Linked DNA regions of Homo sapiens: region 1 is linked to region 2. A link is an interaction called in ENCODE POLR2A ChIA-PET data of the cell type or tissue named here. Cell type or tissue: endothelial cell of umbilical vein. All regions are shown on one strand. Links, peaks and the distances in the headings refer to the core of each region. The heading gives the core; the rest is flanking DNA.

Evidence for each region. Peaks named below come from ENCODE experiments on the same cell type or tissue, not always from the same donor. Only the 100,000 strongest peaks of a DNase experiment are listed, where the experiment ranks them.
Region 1: POLR2A ChIA-PET joins it to region 2 with 5 read pairs; 2 of 35 experiments call an interaction of 5 or more read pairs at or near these places.

What each region holds. Positions count from the first base shown.
Region 1 is chr17:81,160,586-81,175,261 of GRCh38, reverse strand. AATK (apoptosis associated tyrosine kinase) reads left to right here and starts at 9,041. Exons shown (of 14, transcript NM_001080395.3): 1 at 9,041-9,324. The coding sequence starts at 9,270. PVALEF (parvalbumin like EF-hand containing) reads right to left here and starts at 9,755. Exons shown (of 7, transcript NM_001354639.2): 1 at 9,515-9,755; 2 at 8,418-8,585. RefSeq lists enhancers at 9,500-10,243, 10,244-10,987. In endothelial cell of umbilical vein, for the core only: no CTCF peak of the experiment used is centred there; no DNase peak of the experiment used is centred there; H3K27me3 peaks cover 529 bases.
Region 2 is chr17:81,578,457-81,593,132 of GRCh38, reverse strand. NPLOC4 (NPL4 homolog, ubiquitin recognition factor) reads left to right here. Exons shown (of 17, transcript NM_017921.4): 12 at 4,029-4,189. Among named protein-coding and RNA genes, the nearest start is that of FAAP100, 33 kb to the right of the region's middle. In endothelial cell of umbilical vein, for the core only: no CTCF peak of the experiment used is centred there; a DNase peak (open chromatin) is centred at 8,902; H3K27ac peaks cover 265 bases.

The DNA of each region.
Region 1 (14,676 bases), core at 4,351-12,350, 420 kb after region 2:
CAGCCATGTTTTGTAGTTTTCATTGTGCAAGTCTTTCACCTCCTTGGCTAAGTTAATTCCTAAGTATTTTATTCTTTTCAATGGTACTATACATGGAATTGTTTTTGTCTTTTTTGGACAAATTGGATAATCCTTTTCAGGTTATCCATTGGTAGTTTATAGAAATGCAACTGATACTTGGGTGTTGACTTTGTATCTTGCTACTTTGCTGATATCATTAATTAGCTCTAGCAGTTTTTTTGTGGCATATTTAAGATTCTTTACATATAACATCATATCATTTGTGAACAGAGGTAATTTTTTTTTTTTTTTTGAGACGGAGTCTCACTCTGTCACCCAGGCTGGAGTGCAGTGGCGTGATCTCTGCTCACTGCAACCTCCGCCTACCAGGTTCGCACCATTCTCCTGCCTCAGCCTCCTGAGTAGCTGGGACTACAGGTGCCTGCCACCATGCTCGGCTAATTTTTTGTATTTTTAGTAGAGACAGGGTTTCACTGTGTTAGCCAGGATGGTCTCAATCTCCTGACCTTGTGATCCACCCGCCTTGGCCTCCCAAAGTGCTGGGATTACAGGCGTGAGCCACCGCGCCTGGCAAACAGAGGTAATTAGACATTTTTCTTTCTTTTTTTTTTGAGGTGGAGTCTTGCTCTGTTGTGCAGGCTGGAGTGCAGTGGTGTGATCTTGGCTCACTGCAACCTCTGCCTCCCGGGTTCAAGAGATACTCCTGTCTCAGCCTCCTGAGTAGCTGGGACTACAGGCGCGTGCCATCACACCCGGCTAATTTTTGTAATTTTTAGTAGAGATGGGGTTTCACCATGTTGGCCAGGTTGGTCTCAAACTCCTGACCTCAGGTGATCCACCTGCCTTGGCCTCCCAAAGTGCTGGGATTACAGGCATGAGCCACCGCACCCAGCCTTACTTTTTCCTTTCCAATGTGAATACCTTTTATTTCTTTTTCTTGCTTAATTGGTCCACTGGAAACTCTAGTACTATGTTGAACAGGAGTGGCGAGAGTGGACACGCTTTTCTTGATCTTAGAGGAAAAGTTTTCAGCCTTTCACCACTGAGTATGATGTTTGCTGTGAGCTTTTCATGGATGGTTTTTATCACCATGGATGGTTGAGGTAGTTTCCTTCTGTTCATAGCTTGTTGAGCATTTTTATCATGAAAGGGTATTGAATTTTGTCTTTTTCTGCATTGGTTGAGATAATCACGTGTTTTCTGTTCTCCTGAGAATGTGGTGTATCACACTGATCAAATTTTGTAGTTGGCCCATCCTTGCATTCCAGGAATAAATCCCACTTGATTATGGTGTATAATCCTTTCCATATGCTGCTGACTTTAGTTTGCCAGCATTTGGCTGAGGATTTTTGAATCTGTGTTCATGAGAGATATTGGCCTGTACTTTTCTTTCCTTGTAGTCTCTTTGGCTTTGGTGTCAGGGTAATGCTGGCCTCATAGAGTGAGTTAGGAGTGGCTGAATTCAGTTTTTTGGAAAAGTTTGAGAGGAATTGGTGTTTGTTCTTTAAATGTTTGGTGGCATTCGCCAGTGAAACTATCAGGTCCTGGGCCTTTCTTTGATGGGAGACTTTTGATCACTGATTCAATCTTCTTACTCATTACAGATCTATTCAGATTTTCTATTTCTTTGGGACTTAGTCTTGGTAGATAGTGTGTTTCTTGGAATGTGTCCAATTCTCAGTGCTTTCCTATAGAGCAAGATATGATATAGGCCTGGCTTTCCAGCTGTGAGCTTGGGCAAGCCACATAGTCGGTTCTCTCGGGGCATCTGTGTGTAGCATGAGCTCCCACCCCACCTGCTGCTTCATGGGGGCTGTAGGGGAGAATGCGAGGGTCCATGGAGGTGGCCCACTGGGCCTGGCAGCGTCTCCCAGGACATGCAGGTTGGCCAGGGTGTTTGAGAAGCCAGCAGAAGACACCAGACAACCTGGCTTCCTCCAGTGGCCAGGCCTGAGCAGCTGTCTGTCCATGGGTCACTGCAGGGGCCAGGGAACCATGCCAGGGCCCGGCTCATGAAGCTCCTAAAATAAGGGCCCTGGAAGGAGAAGGGATCTCTATGAGGCAGGTGGCTTCTGCGAGCACCTCTCCCCTCGCCGGCATCTCTCATAGGGTAGGGCCTTTGTAGGGCTGTCACCAGGGTGAGACCAGAACAGGTACACATCACCGAGGAGCTCCCCTGGCCACGGGCTGTCTGGAAGGAGACGCTTCACTGTGCATTTGTTTCCTGATACCCCAATAACGACAGTGAAGAAGGCCTCACGCCGCCGCTTCTCCACCTGAAACCACAGGTTTTCCTTCGTGCGGGTTTCTGCCCCTCTGGTTCTTACACAGAGCTGAGATGACTGCAGTATCCGCTTTCTCGGTGTCACATCTTACCACGTCTCCACAACTCTGCAGTTACGATGGGAGATGACTCCGTGTTGTGCCTGGGAGCTGAGGACGGTCCAGCAACTTTTTGTTTTGTTTTGTTTTGTTTTGAGACAGAGTCTCGCTCTGTCGCCCAGGCTGGAGTGCAGTGTCGCGGTCTCGGCTCACTGCAACCTCCACCTCCCGGCTGGGTTCAAGCGATTCTCCTGCCTCAGCCTCCCAGGTAGCTGGGATTACAGGTGCCCACCACCACGCCGGCTAATTTTTGTATTTTCACCATATAGGCCAGGCTGGTCTTGAACTCCTGACCCCAAGTGATCCTCCTGCCTCGGCCTCCCAAAGTGCCGGGATTACAGGCATGAGCTGCCACGCCTGGCCCCAGCAACCTTCTTGACTGGCCGTCTGCTGCTGGACCAGGAGAAGCTTCAGGGTTCTTTTGTCATTAGATATAATGTTGCAGTGAGTGTTTTTGTCCAAGAAGCCCCTCCCTTTCCTTGGCCATGTTCACGTTAGTGGAATGAGCGGGTCAGAAGGTGGAAGAGTCCATGGTCCTGCCATATTCTTCTGTGTGGGGTTCACCCTAAAGCTTTCCCACTGTGTGGGGTTGTCCCGGGTGCTCCCACCCCACACCTAACACTAATAACATTGCAGTCTGTCTCCAGCAAGCAGCCCTGACCTCAGGGTGTGGCCGGATAAACACACTGCAGTCCGTCCACACAATGGAACGTAACTCAGCTGTAGAAAGGCATGTGGCACCAGCAGGCCAGAGTGAGGAGGAACCTTGGGAGGAACATCCCACTGAGGGAAGCGTGGCAGACGCCCCCACATACCATGTGATTCCATTTTTATGAAATGTCCAGAATGGGCCGGTCCATGGGGACTGAACACAGAGTGGTGGGGGCTCAGGAGAAGGGAACGGGCAGGTGCTGTCTGAGGGGCCTGGGGTTTCCTCTGGGGATGGTGAGAATGTTCTGGACCCAGATGGGGGCGCAATGTTGTGAATACAAATGCTACTGAATTGTTCACTTCAAGCCGATTCATTTTATGTTATGTGAATTTTTTCAATAAAAAAGGAAATATGTGGCCGGGCACGGTGGCTCACGCCTGTAATCCCAGCACTTTGGGAGGCTGAGGTGGGCGGATCACGAGGTCAGGAGATCGAGACCATCCTGGCTAACACAGTGAAACCCCGTCTCTACTAAAACTACAAAAAAATTAGCCGGGTGTGGTGGTGGGCGCCTGTAGTCCCAGCTACTTGGGAGGCTGAGGCAGGAGAATGGCGTTAACCCAGGAGGCGGAGCTTGCAGTGAGCCGAGATGGCGTCACTGCACTCCAGCCTAGGTAACAGAGTGAGACTCCATCTCAAAAAAAAGGAAATATGTGGAGTGGGAAATCATGCTTTTAATAAAACGAGACCCAAAGAAACCAGCGTCTGGAAGCATCTGCAGTGTGAGCAGCTCAGGCTGGGGACCTGCCCCTGGCCCGCCTGGGCCACAAGGCCTGGGGAGCCTGGCGTGGGATCTCTGGGCTGGAGGGCGGGCTGGCAGATGCAGTGTTCTCCAAAGCTCCCGGAACCAGCACCTGCCCTGAGCTGACAGATGGCCTGTCCCCTGGGCGGCCCTTTCGGCTTCATTTCTGTTCAGAGCCGCCCCTCCTGGCCTCCAGCCCTGCCCCCAGGTCACTGGCCCCGACTATGGGCTACGCCGGCCTGGAAGGGCCACAAGGACCACTTCATAGCTCTGGATGACAGTATTATGCCCCTTGTCCCCGCACTAGACAGGCACTGCCCCCTTGGGGAGGTTCAGGTCTCACTGACCCCCGCAGGGTTGGCACTGCCCACCTTCCTGCCTGAAACAACTGCGGGGCAAGGGGGAGGCCAGGGCTGGAGGCTAAGAGGCACCAGCTGCCCCTCCTGCCTGAGGGCCCTGCTGCCTCAGCCTGGAAGAGCACCCAGCTCTGTTACCTCCTGGGTGCCTGTGGGTACAGGGCTGGGGCTGGGGCTGGAGGGGCCCAAGCACCCTAGAGATGCCTCTAAGAGGGCCAAGATGGTGGAGGGGCATGTGGCAGAATGGGGGGGTGCCCACTGCAGGGTGAGGCCCAGCCAGGCAGGGGCATCCTTGGGGCTCTGCAGTGCCTACTGTGGTGCCCAGCAGGCAGATTTGGGTGCTGAGTCCCGGCAGCTACACTTGCAGAAACGCTATTATAACTGGCTAATTGGGATTCAGACATCTGCAGGAAGAATTTGGGAAGGTGCTGACCTTGTCCTGACAGCTGCATGTTCCCCACTTTGCCTCCCTCCTCCCTCCCATGCCCTGCACTCCCATCGGGGGTTGAATTGTGTCCCCCCAAAATATGTTCAAGTCCTGACCCTGATACCTGTGAATTGGGACCTCAGTTGGAAGTAGGGTCCTTGCAGCTGTGATCAAGAGGAGGCCAGACTGGAGCAGGGGGTCCTAATGCAATGACTGGGGCCTGATAACGAGAGGAGAGGACGGACACACACACACGCACAGACACACACGCACCTACACATATGCACACACATGCACACACCCCTACATACCAACACAGACACACATATACCAACACACACAGACACACCTATGGATATGCACAGACATGCACACACACCTGTGTACACATACATGCACACATACCAACACACCTACACATATGCAAAGACACATGCACACACACCTACACATGCACACACACCACATATGCACACACATCCACACCAACACACACATGCCTACACATATGCAGACACACAAACCAACACACACCTACACATATGCACACACATACACACCAACACACATGCACACACATGCCAACACACCTACACATATGCACATACACATGCAGACACACCAACACACACACATGCACACACATGTACACATACCAACACCGACACACGTGCCTACACATATGCAGACACACATGCACACACAAACCGATACACACCTACCTCTATGCACATATGCACACACCAACACACGCAACTGAACATGCACACACACATATACCTACCAAGACAGACACACACAGACACACATATACATACCAAGACACACACATCTACACATATGCACAGACACACATGCATACACACACATAGACACGTACACACACACGCACACGACTATGTGACGATGCAGGCAGAGGTTGGGGCTGCGCAGCCACAGGCCCAGGAAGGCCTAGGGCCACCAGTAGCCGGAAGAGGCAGGAAGGACCCTCCCCTGGAGCATCTGGAGGGGGCGACCCCGCCCACACACACACATCTACACATATGCACAGACATATGTGCAGTGGCGCCATCTCGGCTCACTGCAAGTTCCGCCTTCTGGTTTCAAGCAATTCTCCTGCCTCAGCTTCCCTAGTAGCTGGGATTACAGGCGCCTGCCACCATGTCTGGTTAATTTTTGTATTTTTAGTAGATACGGGGCTTCACCATGTTGGCCAGGCTGGTCTCGAACTCCTGACCTCGCGGTCCGCCCCCCTTGGCCTCCCAAAGTGCTGGGATTACAGGCGTGAGCCACTGCGCCCGGCCGATTACTGTTTTTAACAATTTTATTGAGATATAAGTCACATGCCATGAAGTTCACCACTTTAAAGGGTACAGCTTAGTGTTTTAGCATCTTCACCAGGGTGGGCAGCCATCACCTCTAGCTAATTCAGGGAAGTTTCCTCCCCCCAGGAAGACGCCCTGTGCCCCTTCTGCACTGCCCCCACTTGCCCCTCTCCCGGCTCTGGCCCTCCACCTGTGCTCTGTCCCGTGGATTTGTCTGTTCCAGACATTTCATACAAGTGGAATCACACACTCTGTGGCCTTCTGTGTCTTTCACTGAGCATATTTTCATGTGTCATCCATGTGGTAGCATGTGTCATGCATGTTATAGTGTGGTCAGAGCTTTGGTCCTGTGTATGGACCAATACCATTGCATCGTATGGACAGATCACATCCTGTTGATGGTTTATCTGTGGATGGGCATAACTGCTGAGTTTTTGGGTGCCCCCTAAACTTTGCTCCTGAGGTGCGTTCCTCACTCTGGTCTCTAATCCCCAGACCCCCAGGCTCTCTCCTGCCCCTGCCCCCTCTTTTCCACCACACCTGGGCTTCCTGCTGGGTTCTTGGCCTTTTTCCTCTTCGACGGGCAATGCTTCTGCACCGACACTCTCCCAGCCAATCTGGGCTCCTCGGTCAGCTCCTTCTGGGCTCTAGAGAGTCCCAGGGGCGGAGATCATGCCTTCCCCCAGGCCGGGGGATAGCAGACAGCTATGTCTTCAGGGACCTCTTACCCAGAGGTGCTCACTGATCCTGTCCCAGCGTGGGCAAAAGCCAGCACCTGGGGGGCCCCACTAGGGTCACGGTCAGTGGAAGCATCTGAACTCCTGGTTCCAGCGAAATCTCAGAGGGCCCTGTGCTTCCTGGAGAAGGGGTGTCGCTCTGGTTACGTAGGGTGGGAGTGCTGGCTTGGAGCCCAGGGGCAGCTCCTCCCCTGTCCTTCCTGGAGCCCCAAGAAGATCCACAGCTTGAAGCCCCTGAGCTGTGGCCCAGCCACAAGTGTACATGTGTGTGTTCACAGGCAAAACTGAGAGGAGCCAGCCCCTGGTCACAGCAAGCTGTTTCTGGCCCTGGTCATCAAGGCAGGGACACTGAGGGCATGGAAGTTCTGGACAGAAACTCTCCCCAACATGCCAACCAGCAACCACCCACGGCCACTGGCCACCTCCCCCTGCCTAGGTCCAGGTGTCTAGGGCACCTTCCAGGCTGGGCAGAGGAGGGCACTCCCTCCTGAGCTGGGGAGGGGAGGCCCTGACAGGGGACCCAGAGTGGAGACTCATGAGGGTATGCCATACCCTCTGTCCCTCACACTGGAGCACTCCAGGATCACAGCCTGCTGGCACCAACCATCCCTGCCACTGGGTGGGCACTGATCCTCCCAGCCCTCTGGGCTCCCTGAAGACACAGACTGAACGAGGTGGCCCAAGGCCTCTGAGTGCCTCCTGCGGGCAAGGCCCCCTTCAGCCACTCTACCCACGCGGCTTCTTTACCTGCAACGGCAGCCTGGCGGCAGCGCCCCTTAGAACCTTGGCTGGCCACATGATCAGGGCCAGGAAGAAGGCTCTGGGTGCCCTGTCTCCTTCTGCCCCAGGTGCAGTTGGTGTCTTGTCTCCTACAGCCAGGGACCCCTAAGGTCTGAGGGCACAGGGTGGAGGCCCCTTGCTTTGCCTGTTAGGAGGAAACTTCCTACATGAGGGACCCCCTTAGGAAAAGAAGGGTGGGTCCTGGTGCCCATCTGCCCCGTGGCCCAAGCATCCTGTCCTGGTCTCTGCAGGTCCCTCTGCCGGGAACAGGCTCCTTTCTCTCCCTAAAGTCCTAAGAGCCCTGTTGGAGTGGGCGCCTCTCACCTGCTCCACAGCCCCCAACCCCAACTGGGCCTTGCCAAGGGGCTTAGCCATCTGGTCCCAGAATGAGTGAGTGAATGAATGAGTGAGTGAATGAATGAGTGAGTGAATGAATGAGTGGATGAGGGTGCATCAAACTCAACTGCAAGTCTCCAGGACACTTTTTTTGAGACAAGATCTTGTTGTCACCCGGGCTGGAGTGCAGTGGTGCCATCTTGGCTCACTGCGGCCTCTAACTCCCAGGCTCAAGTGATCCTCCCACCTCAGCCTCCCAAGTAGCTGAGACTACAGGTGAGCGCCACCATGCCTGGCTCATTTTTCTAATTTTTGTAGAGAAAGTGTCTTGCTATGTTGCCCAGGCTGGTCTGGAACCCCTGAGCACAAGCCACCCGCCTGCCCTGGCCTCCCAAAGTGCTGGGATTACAGGCATGAGCCACTGGGACCAGCTTCCACTGAACTTTAACTCTCCCGACTCCCACGGGGGCAGGCTGGGGGGACCCTGCCCCGCCCCAACCCTGCAAGGTGGCACTTTGGGCGGGGATGGGGGATCCTGGGAGAAACATAGGGGAAGGGATGGCCCCTCAGCGCCCAGGCCAACCTGCTGCCCTAAGCACCTGGTACAGTCCACGGCAGGTGGAGACTCAGCCAGGTTCTTCCTTCATGGCTGTCGCAGCACGGTACAGGAGCAGGCCTGTGTGCAAAGCCAGCCACCCCCACTCCACCAGCACAGGTGCCACCCAAAGGGCATGGGGTGGGGGGGCGGCTGCCAGCCGCCTCGAAACCTGCAAGTGAGGCGAGGGCCCCTGAGCACCAAGACCCGCCCTGGGTGTGCTCCCGGGTTCCCCCACCTGTCTCCCTGAACCTTTCCACCTAGGAGTACCCCCTCCCCCACCCCGGCGTTCCCTCCGTACCCACTCACGACTTACCATTCACGACTTCCGTTTCCCCCCCCCCCGCCAGCCTCCGTGCCCCCCTCAGCCCCAGGCCGCCGTGCTTCCCGCTCCGGACCATCCCCCCACTCCGTGCCATCCCCGCTCCGTGCACGGCCCCCCGTCCCCCCTCCTCCATGCCTCCCCTCCGTGTCCCCCCTCCAAGCCCCCTTCTGTGTCCCCCACTCCGTGCTCCCCTCTGTCTCCCCCTCCGTGTCCCCCTCTCCGTGCTCCCCCCATGCCACCCCGGCCGCGGAGGGCCCCCCCCTCCCCCGCGCCGCTCCGCGCGCGCTCCCGCCCGCGTTTTCGGACTGCACCAGCGGAGCCCCGCGGCGCCAGGGCCGGGCGGAGCGCCTCGTCTGTCGCCGCCGCCCCCACCGGTGCGGGCTCTGCGGCTGCGGCGGGGGGCGCGGGGCGCGGGGGCCGGCGCGCTCCGCACCTGCGGCGGCCGCTGGGTGATGCGGCGGCTCGGGCCGGGGCCGCGGGCGTCCTGAGCGCAGCGCCCTCCCGGGATGCCCGCCGGCCGCTGGCCCGGCCATGTCGTCGTCCTTCTTCAACCCCAGCTTCGCCTTCAGCTCGCACTTCGACCCCGGTGAGTCCCTGGCGGCCCGGCCTGCGCGCCGCTGCCTCCCTCCGCTGCGGACGTGATGCCCCTGGGCCCCACGGCTCCCGGTTTGCATGGAAATTAACCCTTTCCCCGCCCCGAGCCCAGCAGCAGAAGCAGCCGGACCCCCTGGCGGCCCCAGATCTCGGAGGGGCAGGCCCTGGGCCCCAGCACAAACCGGCCTCCGCCTGTGGGCTGGCGTCCCCCGCGTGGTCGTGACTCCGTGGCTGCCTCCAGGGCACAGGTAACTGGGGCACGGAGGGCCTGCGTGGGCCCCTGGTGTCCAGGAGAGTTGGTCTCAGACTAAGGGCCCTTGGGGGTGTGGGGGGTGTCAGCCAGCTGGGGTTCAGGCTTTCCATGGCCTCTCCTGGGTCCGGGGCCCTGGCGTGGGAGGCTTCTTCCCAGGCTGGGAGCGATTCTCAGAGCCCTGCCCAGCCACCAGCAGCCGGCGGGGGATGTGGGGGGAGCAGGGGCCAGTCCACATTACAGAGCCCAGTGGGCAGAGGCTCAGAAGAGAGGGGCCTTGGTGGGTGCCCAGATCCCCTGACAGTGGGGGCCCGAGGTGACGCTGTCAAGCTGGCTGCAGGGGACCTGAGGCCAGGCCTCTTACCCCGTATGGCCAGTGCACCGGGCAGGGCGAGATTACCCATGGCTGCCTGGCCTCCTGGCTGTGGTGGACAGCTGGGATAGGCAGAGGGGGCTGGGGACAGCTGGAAGCCCCATCTGTCACCAGGAAGCAGTGGGCTTTCTAAAACCTCTGCTTCTCCAGATCCGGCCCCTGCTTGGCCTGAGTGGGAGATAATCCCCCTGCCCTGTGCCATCCATGGCCCCAGGGCCAAGTCCCACCCACACGTCACTGGGGCTCTGGCACCAGGCTGAGCCAGCCCAAACAAAGCCTGTTTGCATGTGACGTGATCTCCTGTGTCTCCTTCCCTGGAGCAGGGCCCAGTGCACGCAGCCTGGCAGGGAGGCACGGGGGTCCCCGGGGCAGATCTCGGTCTGAAGGCATTTGCTCCCTGGAGGAAGGGAGCTGGTGGGAGGTCTGTCTGCTGGGCTTAGGGCTGTGGGTGTCACTTGCTCAGAAATGACTTCCTGTAGTGACCCCTGGGGCTCGGAAGTCCCTGTGGGGTGGGCAGGTGAAGGCTCAGAGCCCAACAGCCACGGCAACAGCTGTAATGTCTCCCCGGCCCAAGGGCAGGGGGTGGAGGAGGCTTGGGGCAGGTCCTCATCACATCTCCATGCCAGGCGTGGCCCACGGTGCTTGGTCCTTTCTGCCCCCAGAACAGAGAGGACCCTCGGCCCATACCCTGCCTCGGGGCCCAGCCTTGTCCTTGGCCATGAGAGGCCCTTTCCCCCGCCTTCGAGCAGCACCGGCTCTGCCCTTCTCTGGGTAAACAGCTGTGATCTGAATAATTCTAATGTGTCCGTTTAATGACTTAGAGGAAAAGAAGTTGTTGGAGGCAAGGGGCGTCTCTCCTCTGCAAGATGCTGGGCCAGAGCTGCAGGCACCTGCTGGGCTCTGGGGCCCACCTACCAGGAGGGGCTGCCCAAGGTGCTGGTGCTGGTGAGGAAGGAGACCCTCCTTCGGATTAAGGGGCTGGGTCTAGGCTCTGCACCAGCCCCCATGAGAGGGTTAGGGAGGAGAGAGGGGTCTCCTGCCCTCCCGCTAAACTTAGCCCAGCCTTCCAAGCCTGGCTGTCCTGTGCTGCAGTCCCTCTGCCTGGCCTTGCCTCTGTGAACCTCGGTTTTCCCATCTATGACATGGGCCGACAGTACCTGTGGCAGGCCCGGGTGGGCTCAGTGCTTGGTGAGCACTTGGCTGTCTGTGCTGGAGTGGTGGTGCTGGGACAGAGACCCCCAGGGCCCAAGCTTCCTACAGCATGTGGCTGGCTCCTTGCCATCCCCGAATTGGAGCGAGCTGGTTCCTTCTGAGGCTGCTTGTGTCTGTGGGGGGGCACCCAGAGGGGAGGGGCCCACGCTTGTGGCTCTGGCAGTTGGCTTGTGTGTCACTCAGCATCTGGGGCAGTGCTAGCACCTGACATGGGGGTCTCACCTCAGTTGCCAGGCCCTGCCCCGCTGCCGGGCCGGCTCCTTGTTCATCGCAGGAACTGGTGCCAGTCTCCATAGAGGTGACGGCAGTTGTGGTGGTACAGGGGGCAGAGACGCCCGATAGTGCAGGGCCTGAGAGTGGAGGCTGTGGGCACAGACTGTGGGCTGCCTGGGCCCCTGACCTTCCGCACCAGGCAGATGCGGGCAGGGCAGGGGGCACCCGGCCCAGGAGCCTGCTTGAGTGCCAGGAAGAGCCGCCTCCTCTGGAGCCCAGCTCTTCCCCCATCTCCCTGACACTCGGGAGCGTGGCTGGGGGATTTCTTGGCAGCTGCAGCCTTCCAGCCTCTGTGCTGTGTGGCCTCGGACTACTCACCCAGCCTCTCTGAGATCCGTTCTGCACATGTGAAATCTTGCTCTGGGGAGACTAGTGTGGGCATGGCGGCCAGGAAAAGCAGGGTGATGGGGGTGACACATGGGCAGGATGGCCGGGTCCAGGCTGGCAGGAAGGGGGTGGCATGGCCTTGAGCGAGCAGAGGTCACCCCTTCTACCTGAGTGCCCCAAGGGAGGGGGCTGGCCTTGTTGCTCACCCTCCCCAGCCTTCACCTTCCCTGGTGCGGCCTCAGGGCGTCATGATTTCTAGTCGTCCTGAGCCCTGGGGCCTGGAGCTGTCCTAGGCTGGAAGTGGGCATGGGGACACCGCCTCGCTCCGGCTTCTGGAGAGGCGCGCTCAGCCTGAGGGTGGGGGTCAAATGCTCTGCACAGTTAGGAGCAGGGGTTTGCCCTGGGGCCACCTCTGGTTTGCTGAGGGGCCCTTCTGTGACTGGCTCTCCATGCCTGTTTTGTCATCTGTAAGGTGGGAATGGCTGTGATGGCCAGGTCTGAAGGGACAGCAGTGGTGCACTGAGCCAAGGGTGGGTACCTGGGCAGTGCCTACCATGGCTGATCCCTGACGCAGAGGTGTCACTGTTGACCAGTGGGCAGGGCTTGGAGTTTGTGGAAGTTCTCGGAACACGTGGCAGCCTGGATTTGCCACCCCCCAACCCCCGCCTCTCCCCTGTCCCTCAGCTCACGCCCTGTCTCCTGCCCAAGGTCTCTCCCTGTGTCTGACCTGAACCAGGCGCCATGGGGGGTTCCTGGGAGAAGTGCCTGTGCCTGGCCACGGTGCTCGCTCTATCAGCATTCATGTGAACCGGACACCTGGCACAGGGCTGGGCAGGCTGGGCCTCAGGATGAGCCTATTGATGGGGAGAGGGCAGAGGAGGCAGCGAGCCCCGGGCCAGGCATGGCCTCAGTGGCAGGGGCAGGGCTGGACTCAGGGGCTCAAGGGGCTGAGCAGGAGGCCATGGGCCTGGGTGGTCCCCGGGAGTCCTCCCCTTGGAAGGTGCCCCACAGCTGACACTGCCCGGGCACCAGGTGTGGAGTCTGTTTGAAGGCAGCTGCTGCTTCAGTCTCCCAGACCACTCAGGCTCAGGCAGCAAGCACCTGCCCTGGGAGGAGTTACCTGTCCTCCTCTCGCCCCCGGGGTCTCAGAGGATGCCCCAGAGGAAGCTGTGCCCATGAGTTCGGCCCATCCCCCTACTTCCTCTCAGGTCTCAGGTCTCCCACCGAGACCCTTAGGCTGCAGGTGTGCAGGCCGAGGTGGGTTCTTGGAGAGGGTCCCATGGGAAGGCTGTGTGGACAGTGGCCTTGGGGAGCGGTCACACGCAGGCCGTGGGCCCTGGGCACGGGTCCGGCTCCCACCTACCAGCATGGGTGCGGGCACTCGGGGAGGGTGTGGGTGTCGGCACTCGGGGAGGGGGTGGGTGTGAGGCCCCACACTCCCAGGCATGGGTCAGGGAGAACATTTCTCTCATTCCGGCACATTCTCCAGGAGGCCAGGCTGTGCGCTTCCCTCCATGGGGTGGTGCAGTGACCCAGAGGACCGGCCCCTGCAGTGGCCACCCTGTGGGCCCGAGTGCCCCAGAGCTGGCTGGGGTGGGCTGGCAGCTGTTGTGTTGTGTGGAACATGCTGGAAGGTCTGCCTTGTGCCACCCTGCATGTTTGGGATGCATCGACTCCCCGCCATGCCCTCTGCCTCCCCGGCTCCCAACCCTGACCCTGCCTCACGGGAGAGTTCTGGCGTGGGCTGGTGTCCTGGGCCGGGCCCTGCTGTGTGACCATGGACAGGTCTCATAACTTCTCTGTGTCTGTTTCACCTCTGAAATGGGGTCCGGCAGCACCCACGCTCCAGGAGGTTCCTGAGAGAACCCGGGGGCCGTCACGGCAGCTCCAGGGCTGGTGACTGTTCACGTCCTCTCTGCACTCACCCACCACCCCGGCCGCCTGGGAACTGTGCTCCTGCCTGTGCCCCCTGGAGGCATGTGCTGAGTGGAATATGTCACCCCAAACCCATGCCCGCCCAGTACCTCAGAATGGGGCCTTATTTAGAACTAGGGTCTTTGCAGCTGTAATCAAGTTAAGATGAGGTCGGACCGGAGTAGGGTGGGCCCTGAATCCAATGACTGGGGCCTGATAGAAAGAGGAGGAGTGGCGTGCACGCGGGAAGGAGGCCACGTGCAGAGGCTGGAGTGATGCAGGCCCAGGAGCACCTGGGGCCGCTGTGCCGGAGAGGCAGGAAGGATCCCGCCAGCGCCTCGAGGGAGTGGCCCTGCCCATGCCGTGCTTTCCTCCTCCACTGTCCAGAACTGTGAGCACATCCATTCCTTGCCGTCTGGGCCAGCAGCCCGTGGTCCCAGGACACACATCTGGGGGTCTCCTTGGGTCTGAGGGGTGAGCACAGCTGCCTCGAGACATCAGGAGCCTCTGACTCCATCCTGAGAAGAGTTATCCTTGGAAGAAAATGAGGCCACGTGCTAGCCCCCAGCCTCAGAACCCTCCAGGGCGCTTGGCTGGGTGTGAGGAGGAAGCAGGCCGGGGCCACAGCTGCGTGGCATCCTCTGCCTCCTCCTCGGTCCACGGGGGAGGCAGAGGGTCCACGGAGCACCTCGGTGTCTCCTCGGATGTGGTGTCGGCGGTGAGCCTGGGACCACGCTGTTCTGCTGTCACCGGCCTCCTGTCTCCAGCTCACGGGGTTCTTCCGGGGTAGGCTTTTCTCGAGGGCCACCTGACCCCTCTGTGCACGCCAGGGCAAGGCTGACGGGAGGCCCACTCGACCACTCCTGGGTGGGAGCCTGATGCAAAGCACCTGCCGTGGGGCCTCGGCCTGCGGTCCTGTCCCTGGTGGCACAGATCCAGGGGCCCAGGAGCCCGTGTCCGTGGTGGGGAGACTCCCGTCCCCTCCGCAGGCCACA
Region 2 (14,676 bases), core at 4,398-12,397:
GTAAGTAGTGGTTTTTGCCTACACAAGTGTGTAGCGGGCATTCAGAGTCTTGTGGGATATGGAACAGTTCCACAGTATTTCAGTGTGGTTTTAATGACTATTTTATTCTGAGTGAAATCGAGGATCTTTTATTTTTATTTTTAATTTTTTTTGAGACAGTCTTGTTCTGTCACCCAGGCTGGAGTGCCATGGCACAATCTTGGCTCACTGCAACTTCTGCCTCCGGGTTCAAATGATTCTTGTGCCTCAGTCTCCCAAGTAGCTGGGATTACAGGCGCATGCCAACACACCCGGCCAATTTTTGTATTTTTTGTAGAGACGGGGTTTCACCATGTTGGCCAGGCTGGTCTCGAGCTTCTGGCCTCAAGTGATCCGCCTGTCTCGGCCTCAAAAAGTCCTGGGATTACAGGTGTGAGCCACTGTGCCCAGTCTAATTACTGTGTCTGTGGAGAAATTATTCCATGGGCCAGAAGAACTGGCACATTTTTAGAATTACAGTTTCTAACTTGGGGGCTACCACCTTGAATTTGAGTCATACCTCTTGTTGAGAGTTGAGAGATTATATAGATCATCCTTGGGCTTTTTTCACCTCTGGAATTGGTATTTACTGAAAGGTTTTAGAACTGAGAGATAATAAATAACCTAATTTATAAGCAGATAGGCAGTGACAGCCCCTTTGTGTCTGTGTGAATCACCCCTCTTGGTGCTCAGACTTGCCATGGTCTCCCTTTCCCGAGGGTGGTGGCCGACTGAGGAGTGCTTATCCTCATGCGTGCTTTTAATCACTACAGCTCGGATGAAGGTTTTCTAACTCAAGTAAAGTGTGCTCTTTCCCCTGTGTTAGGGTTTCTTGGTCACGGCCATGCGGGGACCCCATAGCGCTGTTGGAAATTGTACTTGTTGCATTCCCGTCCCACATCCCTCCTTAGACAGGAAGGTTCAGACTGAGCCATGTGGCATAGGGTGCGGGGCGCCCCTGCCGACAGCACTCAGGTCCTGGCTGGGATGCGGAGGCCTCGCCTCTCCCTCTGCATCTGTCCTTCCTCCCCTTTCCCCTTTCGTTGTACTCAGGTATTCTCTGGCATGAGGCTTCAGAGTATAAGAGCCCCAATGAAGTGTGCGCTTTGCTCGAGTGACCCTGAGGGTCCCTGTGGAAGGACAGTGCAGTGTAGAACTTACCCCACACACTGGGCTGGGCATCTGTGTCCTCATAGTCTAGCATACTCTACATTTACGGGCTGTTAAAATTACTTGCTGGGGATCTGGTTAAAAAACCAGAAATGCATTCAGATTCAATAGCAGCTGAAGTTTTGCTGTCACTGCCTCTTTGTAGGCCCTGTGATCCTTCCCACGTAGGGATTTCCTGACTGACTGATTTGTGAAGGGAATGATAGTTAACTTGTCCTGCCAGCCATTCCGGCAGGGTTACACAAACCCATCAGGACATGTATGTCCTGCTGCTGCATGTGGAAAGGGGAGTTTGCAGTTCATCTCAGTGAATTTACCCTTGAAGATTATCCATATGGCCAATTTTGCTGTTTATAAACAGCCTTCAGTTTTATAAATAACTGCTTTCCATTTTTCTCTTATTCTCAACTGCTAGATTTTTCTTTCTTGAATGACCTATCGTGTTAATGACCAGTCTAAACACCAGAGCAGGTTTTTTTTTTTTTTTTTTTTTTTTTCTGTTTTACTCCAGAGATGGAGTCTTGCTCCATTGCCCGGGCTGGAGTGCAGTGGTATGATCTCAGCTCATCGCAGCCTCTGCTACCTGGGGTCAAGCGATTCTCCTGCCTCTGCCTCCTGAGTAGCTGGGATTACAGGTGCACGCCACCATGCCCAGTTAATTTTTATATTTTTAGTAGAGACAGGGTTTCACCATGTTTTCCAGGCTGGTCTTGAACTCCTGACCTCAGGTGATCTGCCTGCCTCGGCCTCCCAAAGTGCTGGAATTACAGGCGTGAACCACTGCGCCAAGCCCAGTCCAGGTTTTCATGGTGTCCTAACCAGATGTCTGCACCGTGGCTCCCCGGCGCTCTGTCCAGCCTTTGCCTCTGCTCCCTCTGAGCCCTGCATTCTTTCAGTGTCATTTATGCCACCAAGCACATGGGCAAGTGAGGTGCCTGTATCTTTGCTGAGATATTAGTGGTCATTTGTGCAGGGTTGGCTGCCTCCTGAGCATTTGAGTTTGGGGCAGGGAGAAAATCCTATGCTGGTGAACTGTGCCTTTGGAGCGAGTTTGACCCAGGGTTTTGAAGCCAGCCATCACTTGCCTCCTATGTGTGTTGAGAGCTTCATGGCGGCCAGCTCTATCTCCTCCCTCACCTTTTTTGATTGTGTGGCCGTCAGGTTTGCTTTCTGATGCATGTTTGACAGCCATGTGCACTACGTTTCTGTTTTCTGATCATAAGTGATTCTTTTTGTCAAAGAAACTGAAATAGAGGTATTGAGGGTTTTTTTTCATCCAAAACTATAACAAATGTTGAGGGCTGGGCACAGTGGCTCACACCTGTAATTCCAGCTCTTTGGGAAGCTGAGGCAGGAGGATCACATGGGGCCAGGAGTTAGAGACCAGCCTGGGTAACATAGTAAGACCTTACTTCTAAAACAATAAATAAATACCTAAAAAATAATGAGATTGTAGTCAGCACATAACTTCAGTTCTGGAAGCACACTTCTGCAGCGGTGGGCATCTCCCCCATGCCTGCCTCCTCCAAAGGCTCAGGCTGCCCCCATGGCATCATCTGCCCAGCTCACTTCAGGGATCTGGTCTAACTGGACCACACTGCCGCCTCTCAGCCATGATCTGTAGTTCTCCTGTCCCCACATGAAGTCATTCTGGAGGCTTCGATGGAGTGGAGACTGGGAGAGAAGGATGGGGTGGGCAGTGTGGAGGGTGAAACCATGGAGGAGCTGGGCTCCCAGGTCTGCCCACGGCCGTGGAGTGGCACCTGCACCTCCACACTGTGTGATGACGCCTGGTGGCATTAACTCTGTGTGGCGGCCGTGTAGGTTTCTGGAAGACAGAGGCTGCTGTGTATACAATACCATGACTGGATTTGTATTAAAAATAGTTTCCGTCTTGCTCTTCTCCCACCCGCTTCCCCATCTCTCTGCCTCCAGATGAATTTATCCTCCCATCCTTACCGTGAGCCTAGGGATCTATCTGCCGTTTACACCCCTGGTGTTATTATGAACCAGGAGCCCAAGTGCTGATGACACTAAGCCTGGTTTTAGGGGCAGATGCTAGACAATGTTTAACAATCTTTTTTTTTTTTTTTTGATTGATTGATTTATTGTAAAGATAGGGTCTCACTATGTTGCCCAGACTGGTCTCAAACTCCTGGGCTCAAGCAGTCCTCCCGCCCTGCCCTCTCAGAGTGCTCAGATTACAGGCGTAATCTGAGCCTTTTCTTTTCTTTTTTTCAAAAGTTTAACAGTCTTGATTTCCAGATTCTCATAGAGCATGTCCTTAGTGGCACCTGTTTGTGGAGCCAAGTGTGTGCGGAGCTGCAGGGTGTCCTGACTGTGCTAGGTCTTGTGCTAGGTCTTGTGCTGTGGCCACCCATCCGTTGACTACTGAATTTTTTTTTTTTTTTTTGAGATGGAGTCTGTCACCCAGGCTGGAGTGCAGCGGCACAATCTCGGCTCACTGCAAGCTCCACCTCCCGGGTTCACGCCATTCACGCCATTCTCCTGCCTCAGCCTCCTGAGTAGCTGGGACTACAGGCGCCCGCCACCGCACCCAGCTAATTTTTTTATTTTTAGTAGGGACGGGGTTTCACCGTGTTATCCGGGATGGTCTCGATCTCCTGACCTCGTGATCCGCCTGTCTCAGCCTCCCAAAGTGCTGGGATTACAGGCATGAGCCACCGCACCCGGCCGACTACTGAACATTTTTTAACTCTTACCCCCGACAAACTCTTGAGGGTTTGTTTTTTCTGTTGATCAGAGGTGAAGAGTTAACAGATATGGACTGGTTTTGAATGCCGTTTGGTAGACTCTTTTTAAAGGTCTCTCTCTTGCAGGTGGTCCTGACAACCAAGTCCACTTTGAAGGGTACCAGGTGTCCAATCAGTGTATGGCACTGGTCCGTGATGAGTGTTTGCTGCCATGCAAGGACGCCCCGGAGCTTGGCTACGCCAAGGAGTCTAGCAGTGAGCAGTACGTGCCTGATGTGTTTTATAAGGTAAAAGTATGGTAAGAAAAAGAACTCTGTACATGGAGAATGGTGTGAACCTGTCTTGGACCTTTCTAATTTGGGTGCATTCTGCCTATAGCAGCCGTTTGTCAGCTGTGGTTGAACCCTGCTTGTCACTAAAGGCTTCTGTCACGTTTCTGGGGCTGGATATTCGCTACTCATGCTTCCATGGCGTAGGGCTTCTCACCAGAAGTGGAGCTACATGCACTGGCTTTGAGATCAGTAACACCAAATCCGACCATTGCAACACAGACAGTCTCAGTTTCTAAAGATGAGAAGATGGGTCCTTGGCATGGTGGCTCATGCCTGTAATCCCAGCATTTTGGGAGGCCAAGGCAGGAGGATTGCTTGAGTCCAGAACTTCAAGACCAGCCTGGGCAACATAGCGAGACTGTGTCTCTACAAAAAGTAGATGTGGTGGCATGAACTGTAGTCCCAGCTACTCAGGAGGCTGAGGTAGGAGGATCACCTGAGTCTGGGGAGGTCAAGGCTGCAGTTAGCCATGATTGTGCCACTGCACTACAGGCCTGGGTGACAGAGCGAGACCCTGTCTCAAGGATAGGGGTGGAGATGAGAAGACCGTGGGAGATGTTTCGGGACCTTTTTTAGAATCCTGCCAATTGCAGCTACTCAATGTTTTCTCTTTTTGGTGTTTCCCGCTCCTTTGGGGGCTCCAGTTACACATGTATTTGGCTGCCTGAAGTTGTCCCGCAGTTTACTGATACTCTGTTCATTTCATTTCAGTCTTCTTCAGTGTTTCATTTTGGATAATTTCTTTTAGTCTTCACATTCGTTGATCTGGACTTCTACAGTGTCTCATCTGCAGTTAATCTCATCCAGCATATTGTTCATCTCAGACATTGTAGTTTTCATTCCAGAAGTTTAAGTTGTTAATTGCTTCCTGTGTTTCTACTTAACTCTTTGAACATAGGGGATACAGTTATATTAACTTTTTTCGGCCGGGCGCGGCGGCTCATGCCTGTAATCCCAGCACTTTGGGAGGCCGAGATGGGCGGATCACAAGGTCAGGAGATTGAGACCATCTTGGCTAACACGGTGAAACCCCGTCTCTACTAAAAAAAAAAAATACAAAAAATAAGCCGGGCGTGGTAGCAGGCACCTGTAGTCCCAGCTACTCGGGAGGCTGAGGCAGGAGAATGGCGTGAACCTGGGAGGCGGAGCTTGCATTAAGATCGTGCCACTGCACTCCAGCCTGGGGAACAGAGCTAGACTCTGTCTCAAAAAAAAAAAAAAAAACAACTTTTTTCTTTGTTTCTTTTTTCCTTTTTTTTTTTTTTTTTAAAGAGACAGGGTGTCAGCTGGGCGCAGTGGCTCACGCCTGTAATCCCAGCCCTTTCGGAGGCTGAGGCGGGCGGATCACAAGGTCAGGAGATCGAGACCATCCTGGCTAACACGGTGAAACCCCGTCTCTACTAAAACTACAAAAAGTTAGCCGGGCATGGTGGCAGGCGCCTGTAGTTCCAGCTACTCGGGAGGCTGAGGCAGGAGAATGGTGTAAACCTGGGAGGCAGAGCTTGCAATGAGCCAAGATTGTGCCACTGCACTCCAGCCTGGGTGACAGAGCAAGACTCCGTCTCAAAAAAATAAAAAATAAAAAAATAAAGAGACAGGGTGTCACTATGTTGGCCAGGTTGATCTTGAACTCCTGGCCTCGAGCAGTCCTCCCGCCTCAGCCTCCAAAAGTGTTGGGGTTATAGGCGTGAGCCACTGCACCCGACCCATATTAACTTTTAATGTTCTTATATACTAACTCATATCACCTGCTTATTTCTGCATCAGTTTTAATTGATTGATTTTTTTTCTAATTATGGGTTAGCATATGTGGGTCTGCAGCTGCAATGTGTTTTCCGTGGACCGTCTGTCTGTCTGTCCTTGTTACTGGCGTGCTGAGTGTGTGTGGTGTGCTGCTCATTGTGTATCACAAGCCAGAGACTCCAGCAGGGTGTTTTCTTCCAGAGAGGGCTTTCCTTTCCTCCATGGGAAATGTGGTGGTGGTGAGCTGTCCATCTCCATCCAGGTGGCAAGTAGCTGGTCAGAGCCGAGTTGCATTTTGATGAGACTTCGTCTATTGTTGATCCTTCCCTTTTTCTACAGTGTAACCCCTTAGGGGTGCCATCTGAGAGCCTGGTAGAGCTCTTTGTGAGGTGACAGTCTTCCTTAAATCTTTGTCTCATTGGCCCTGAAAGGCTGGGAGATACAGTCTGTCCAGAAGTTTCTTGTTTTCCTCATGCCTCATACAGCTTAAATATGTAGGTATCCCATGTACCTTAAAACTTTTGCAAGCATCTTTTTTTTTTTTTTTTGAGACAGTTTTGCTCTGTTACCCAGGCTGGAGTACAGTGGCGCGATCTCGGCCCACTGCAGCCTCCGCCCCTTGAGTTCAAGCGATTCTTGTGCCTCAGCCTCCCGAGTAGTTGGGACTACAGATGTGTGCCACCTGCCCGGCTAATTTTTTGTGTTTTTAGTAGAGACTGTGTTTTACCATGTTGGCCAGGCCGGTCTTGAACTCCTGGACTCAAGTGATTTGCCCACCTTGGCTACCCAAAGTGTTGGGATTATAGGCGTGAGGCCACCCAAAGTGCTGGGATTACACCACACCCAGCTGCAAACATCTTGAGGGGAGAGAATGGCTGCATGTTTGAAATTCCTGTGTCTCCAGAGTCTCTGCCAGACCCTCATCTCCCAGCACTCACTTCCTGCAGGAGGGGAGGGAAGGGGCTTTCCATCTCAGTGCCACAGTCCCCTTTGCTGGGGGTCTTCTTATCTGGTTTGGATTCAGGCCCCTGCCTCCCCTTCCTCCCTCCTACCCCGTTGGGCAGGCTGGTCTCGAACTCCTGATCTCAAGTGACCTACCCACCTCAGCCTCACAGAGTGCTGGGATTACATGCATGAGACACTGTGCCTGACCTATATTTTTCTTTTGAAACAGCATCTCGCTCTGTCACCCAGACTGGAGTGCAGTGGCGTGATCTCAGCTTGTTGCAACTTCTGCCTCCTGGGCTCAAGTGATCCTCCTGCCTCAGCCTCCCGCGTAGCTGGGACTATAGGCGCACACTACCATGCCCACCTAACTCTTTTGTATTTTTAGTAGAATCAGGATTTCACCATGTTGCCCAGGCTGGTCTTGAACTCCTAGGCTCAAGCAATCTGCCTGCCTCAGCCTCCCACAGTGCTGGGATTATAGATGCTGGGATTACAGATGTGAGCCACTGCACCCAGCCTCTGATTTCTTTCTTTCCCCCCCCCCCCAGAAATGGAGTCTTCCTCTGTCTCCCAGGCTGGAGTGCAGTGGCCTGATCTCGGCTCACTGCAACCTCTGCCACCTGAGTTCTGCGATTCTCCTGCCTCAGCCTCCCGAGTAGCTGGGATTACAGGTGTGCACCACCACGCCTGGCTAACTTTTAAATTTTTAGTAGAGATTGGATTTCACCATGTTGGCCAGGATGGTCTCAAACTCCTGACCTCGTGATCTGCCCACTTTGGCCTCCCTAAGTGCTGGGATTACAGGCGTGAACCACCACACCCGGCCTTGATTTCTTAACGATGTGGATAATCAGCTATATGAGCACAGTTTTGGGAATAAAAGCAAACTTTTGTTTCCCTTTTAATCTTTGATGCTTCTCTGTCGTCGGTCATCTCCAGGAATCATGGATGTTACTGGACTCTGTTCTATTCCATTGGCCAGTTTTCCTAAACCAGAACTAATACCATACTCTTTTTTTTTTTTTTTTTTTTTTTTTGGCGACAGAGTCTCGTTCTGTCGCCCAGGCTGGAGTGTAGTGGTGCGATCTCAGATCACTGCAACCTCCGCCTCCCGGGTTCAAGCAATTCTTCTGCCTCAGCCTCCCGAGTAGCCAGGACTACAGGCGCACGCTGCCACGCCTGGCTGATTTTTTGTATTTTAGTAGAGACAGGGTTTCACCATGTTGCCCAGGCTGGTCATGAACTCCTGAGCTCAGCAGGCAATCTGCCCACCTCGGCCTCCCAAAGTGCTAGGATTATAGGCGTGAGCCACCGTGCTGGGCCTCGTTCCCATGTTCTTTAATGTCTCTTAGAAAGGTTTTCAGTTTTCTCTGTGGAGGTCTTACCTATCATTTGTTAGGTTATTCCTAGGTACTTTAATTTTTTTTAAGCCTGTTACAAAATAGCACTATCTTAAAATTACATTTTTAAACTGTTGGTGTTTGAAACAGGTAAATTTTTGTATCCAGCAACTGCTATCTGTTCCTCAGTATTATTATTTATAAGTTTAGTCTTTCGCATTTCCTACACGTATTATCCTTTCCATCATCAGCCCTTCTCATTCTCTGGGCTTTTCCCAGTGTTGCCTGGGATCTCCCAAACAGCACTCATGACAGTGGAAGTCTCTGGCACCTTTGTCTTGCTTTTAATTGTAAAGCAAGTGCTTTTAGGATTTTATCATTAACTGTGAGTTTGCTGTAGGATTATTTTTAAATACCCTTTTCAGATTGGAAATTGGCTTTTTTATTTCCATGCGTTATTGTAAGTTTCTTGCACTTAGGAATGGAGCTCCCTTTTGTCATGAAATATGTGACATTTCCTTAATCATTCTGTTGTTTTCATAGAGTGCTTATTTGCCCTCTGTTAGCGAGAATAGGCTAGAAATACTTCCCAGAATTGTTTATAGCCCTGTAGGATTTGAGACAGATTTCTCATGTTTCAGGAAAATATCAGTTGGAGCAAAGAGAACTGTAAAAGCAAACATTGAAGTCATCCTTTTAGTCCTCCCATGGACTTTGCGGTTGGAGGTGACATGCCTTGTAAACAAAACCTGCACCAATATTTGTCTGAGGCTGCTGTTTATCATGTTGTTGTCTCTGGCAATAAAAATGGGAAACAATTGAAAAGCCCTGTCCCAAGGGCATATTAAGTTACAGCTGGACTCTGGGATAGCATGTGGTTACTAAAGGTATGTGTTTGCAAATTATTTAAAGATAAGGGGTAAAACTTAGAAAGCAAAATTAAAAATGCATCTATACCTAGAGTATAATACCAATTTTTTTTGTTATTTTCTTGAAGACACGTATAGGCATTTGCACATGGATGTGGACATACATTTACATGCACTCACACATGGGGTGGGAGTAGAAGCTTCCTGACTGTCCTTCAGGAGGGAGGAGAGTCTACAGCTTTGCCCTGTCCCATATGCAGCCAGTAAGAGAACGAGGAAGAGCCTTGTGGACAGATGAGGGGAGCTGTGCAGATGCTGGCCTTGGAGAAGTGATTTGAAGGCACATTTGTGTCATCGTTCACGTGTAGTTTTTTAGGAAAGCATATGGGTGTACACATAGTCCTGTGAGGACCAGGAGCTTCCCGAGGGACTAGGGCCAGCCAGCCTCACTCATCTCTGGGGCAGCCAGGTGGCAGGACGTGGGGCTTTTCTCTTTCACCTTTCTTGTGAAAGGGAACATTTGTCCCCTGCAGAAAAACATGAAGAAAACATATTTAATGATAACTACTCTTTGCATCTGGTAGAGTTCTTGTTTCCTTTTCTATTCTTTTAACTTCAAAACAAAGACTTGTAATTATGGAGAATAAATGAGTGCATTTATTGACTATATGGCCAAATCAGAATGTATTTAATTGGTCTTGTGTTGATGGCCTTTGGTTCTTCCTGGTTGTTACAGAAAGTGCCACATTTAACACCCTATACATCCTCCTGTGACATCTTTGTATATCTTCAAAATAGAATTGCTGGGGAGGAAGGTTTTTCGAGTTTTGATAGATATTTCCAAGTCGCTCACTGAAAAGTCACACTAACATCTCTCTTGATAATTAGGAAGAAGAGTTTAAAATAACTTTCCAGCCATGAATGCACATGGGTGTGTCACACACACTCTGCGTCACGTGGCAGTGGCTGCTGTGCTGGCGCACATGGGCGCTCAGTTGTGAGTGCGCAGGGGCGGCGCCGCAGGGAGGAGGCCTGGCCCTGGCCGGGAGGCTCCTTGGGTTTTTGTGTGTTTCTTCGAATCGGGAGGCTGGCTGTGGCTCACTGCCCATCAGCCCCAAGAGCCTGCAGCTGTGGAGCTTTATGTGCAGCCCCAGAGCCCAGCTGGTGGGGGTTTTGTTTGGGCAGGCTGGGACCTCCTGCCCATCACACAGGGACAAGACTCACACTCGTAGACTGTTGTACAGCCAGGAGGCGCTTGACTGTCTTCTGTCTTTTCCTTTAAAAAGAATACTAATAGACTAGGTGTGGTGGCTCACACTTGTAATCCCAGCACTTTGGAAGGCCAAGGTGGGAGAATTGCTTGAGCTCAGGAAGTCGAGGCCAGTCTGTGTGACATAGCAAGACCTCATTTCTACAACAACAAAAAAAAATTAGTCGGGTGCTGTGTCATGAGCCTGTGGTCCCAGCTACTCAGGAGGCTGAGTCAGAAGGATCTCTTTAGCCCAGGAGTTCACGGCTGCAGTGAGCTATGATTGTACCACTGTACTCCAGCCTGGGCGACAGAACAAGACTCCTCCAAAAACATGCAGACATACATACACACACAGAACACCGCTAGATGCTTAGGTGTTCAGCTGCTTCCCACTGAAGGTGAAACTCGGGTCCATGCCCCTCATCGGGCATCATAGCTGAAAACCTCCTGGTACGGATGTGACGTGCAGGCATCTTCAGCTTTGCCCTTTCATGCCCGTCATGCCACAGCTCGCTTACCTCACGGCCCTCCTGGTTGTGCTGCTGCAGCCTGCAGGACAACCGCTGGGCCTCAGCTTGGGCTCCTAGAATCATAAGTTCTCTGGAAATGTTCCCCAAGTAAGTCTTCCGACTGGCTCTGTCTATGCTCCATGTTTTCTGGTGATTCACTGTGGTGTCTGGGCCCCTCGGGTGTTCTTTGGTACAGAGGAGCCCTCCTCATGTTCCCTCTCTGACACTAGGGTGTGGTGGGTCCACCATGGAAGCATGTCTCTGCTGTCAGCACGTCCCAGAGACATTTTGAGATGGTCTGGGACTCCATCCAGGGCATAGCGAGGCTACTAGCTCTGCCCAGAAGGTCTAAGTTATTCCTGCGCCTCTGCTTTCGGGATGCTCTTTCCTGCGTCTGTGTGATGTGTGAGGATGTGGCAGGCTACGACCCTTCTGCCACAGAGATCACACAGCCTCCAGTCCTTTTATTCCCACTCCTCTGGACATGGGACAGTGGCTCTAGTGTCTGGAATCTGACTTGGCTTTGTAGCTGTGCCTTTACCACCTTGCTGGCTGGCGCCCCGGGAGTATACTCTCTTCCCATGGACTGCCTTCACTGGCTGATTTCTGTAATCGTTGTGGGGGAGTGAGGAGAGGTGGCCTTGGTGCTGTGGAGGACTGGCTGCCCCTCTGGCTGGAGCCAGTTGTCTCCTCACTGCTCGCACCTATGCCAAGGGTCTGGGCGTCCACAGGGCTTATTCCTCTGGGGCAGGGAGAATTGGTTGATTGGGTTTGAGGGAGCCTCTTGAGGACAAGTAACAATTGGGCACTTTGACAAGGGGCTGGCTTTCAGTTCTTTTGTGACATGGTGATTTTATTAACTTTTTTTTTTTTTTTTTTTTTTTTTTTTGCGTTGGAGTCTGGCTGTGTTGCCCAGGCTGGAATGCAGTGGCCCAATCTCGGCTCACTACAACCTCCGCCTCCCAGGTTCAAGCAATCCTGCCTCAGCCTCCCAAGTAGCTGGGATTACAGGCACCTGCCACCATGCCTGGCTAATTTTTTTGTATTTTTAGTAGCGACAGGGTTTCGCCATGTTGGCCAGGCTGGTCTCAAACTCCTGACCTCAGGTCATCCACCCGCCTTGGCCTCCCAGAGTGCTGGGATTAAGGTGTGAGCCACCGCTTCCAGCCTTACTGTGTTTTAAAATCTCTATTTTCTTCTCCTTCAGCCATGAGGAAATAGTCTGACGGGCATAAGCCCACGGGTGGGCTGGCCCAGGGCCACTGGGGATTTTGTACTTCCATGCCATGTCTCTCCCAGGCCCCCAGCTGTGGGCATGGGAGGCTGGCCCTGGGCCCTTCAGAGCTGAGCGGGGAGCGAGAGCTGTTGTGTTTGGGTGGCCAAGCCCTTGGTAGCACTGACCTGATTCACTGTGCGATGCTCTCACGGCATCCATTCTCTCATGTTTAGAGAACACCTGTGAATTGCCAGGCCCTGGAGTTCATGGAGAATGGAGAAGGGCTCCCTGCATCGGGGAGACTGCTGCAGCAGGGGAGGTGGGCCACCCCAGCGGAACGGGTAGAGAAGCTTGGAGTGCCCTGGTGGGTCGAGTCCTGAGAGGGGAGAGAAGGTGTCAATTGGCAGAGCAGCTCTGGGGGTGTCTGGAGGAGATTGTTCAGACAGAGGCAGCAGCCTGTTCCCCACACAGAGAGTGATAAGCAGGGTGGCCTGCTGGGGTAGAGGTGGGAGGGGCCCTTGGAAGCTGAATCTATGGTTGGAAGTGAGATGAGGGCTTCTGAAAGGTGCTGAAGGGAGATGGCTGTGCCGGGGCTGTGAGACGATCACTCTGGCTGCTGGGCTCGGAGCTGGAAAAGGAGACTAGGGTAGAGAGTAGAGATGGCTGTGCAGTAGTGAGGGGGTTGAGTGTGTGGTGTGATCGAGAGAAGAGGCAGGCAGACTCCAGGGTGTCCAGGCCAGGCTGGAAGGCTGGGGATCTGTCGGCGATGTGCTAGTGCAGAGGCACCACCCGGGGTGAGCGCATTGCTTGGGAGAGGCACATGGTACAGATGGTGTTGGGGTGGTGCTTGAGGCCTGGTGAGAGGCCGAGTTGTCCATCCTGGAGGGGATGGCTGAGGAGAACCCCACCTTGGGGGAATGAGGTGGAGAGCACTGGGAGGCAGGAGCTGGGGAGGAGGGGCAGGAGCATAGCGCCCTGGAAGGCAGGCAAGAAAGGAGCTCCCTGGTGAGTCAGGAGAGGAGGCTTTGCCTTCAGCAGCTCAGGGGTGTTGGGAGCTTTGATGAGCCTGGCTGAGTAGTAGATAAGCGGCTGCCGAGAGTGAGCTCACAGAGGAGAATGGGGGGTGAGCTCACAGAGGAGAATGGGGGGTGAGCTCACATCAGCAAGCTGCATGACTCTTTCGGGGGGTTTCACTGCCAGGGAGAGCAAAGGACAGTCACCAGTATGGGAAGTGGGATTGAGAAGTTTTCTTGTTTGGGTTTTTATTAACGTAAGGGAAATACTGACATGGGCATGTACTGCTTCCTGGTGTCCAGCAAAGGAGCTAATTGGCACACAGAGAGGAAGGGGCATGGTCCGTGTGTCAGGGACAGCTTTGGGGCATCTGGAGACAGGTCAGTACAATGAGGATGGGAGGCAGAGGTGGGTGGAGCTGGCAGGAGCGATGGGATGCAGGTTTGGGGATCAGCTTGCTCACAGGAAGCCACAGGGTCAGCTGAAGGGGGAGGCTGGAGTGGAGACCACCTTTTAGACCAGGAACTTGTGAAGGGGGTGTTGTCCAGGTAGGAGGGAGAGGCTGGCAGCAGGAGGGTCTCAAATCTAAAGATCCACATGCATCAGACAGCTCGAAGTCTATTTATTTTTGAGATGGAGTCTCGCTCTGTCACCTAGGGTGATGTGCAATGGCACGATCTTGGCTCACTGCAATCTCCGCCTCCCTGGTTCAAGCAGTTCTCCTGCCACAGCTTCCCAGGTACTTGGGATTACAGGCGCCCACCACCACGCCCAGCTAATTTCTTTTTTGTATTTTTAGTAGAGAGGGGTTTTGCCATGTTGGCCAGGCTGGTCTCAAACTCTTGACCTTAAGTAATCCACCTGCCTTGCCTCCCAAAGTGCTAGAACTACAGGCGTGAGCCACCACGCTAAACAGTAATGCATGCAGTCTATGCTGTGTGCACCTGTGGCCCCAGGTACTCAGTAGGCTGAGGCAGGAGGATCGCTTGAGCCCAGGAGTTCGAGGCTGCAGTGAGCTTTGATTGCACCACTACACTCCTGCCTGGGCAACATAGTGAGACCCTGTCTCTAAATAAATAAATATGGAACATTTTAAATATGAAATGAAATGTATGTTTATTATGAAAAAATTAAATATTGTAGATTGGTAAGAAGAAAATGGACGCCCCCTAGCACCCTTTGTGATATGGATAGGCTTTGTGTCCACACCCACACCTCATCTTGACTCACAATCCCCAGGTGTCAAGGAGAGATGAGGTGGAGATAATTGAATCATGGGGGTGGTTCCCCCATCCTGTTCTCAGTGATAGTGAGTGCATTCTCACAAGATGTGTTAGATTTATAAGGGGCTCTTCCCCCTTTGCTCGGCACTTCTCTTTCCTGCCACCTTGTGAAGAAGGTGCCTTGCTTCCCCTTCCCCTCCTGTCATGCTTGTAAGTTTCCTGAGGGCTCCCCAGCCATGCTGAACTGTGAGTCAATTAAACCTCTTATAAATTACCCAGTCTTGGGCAGTTCATTATAGCAGTGAGAAAACGGACCAGTCGTACCGTT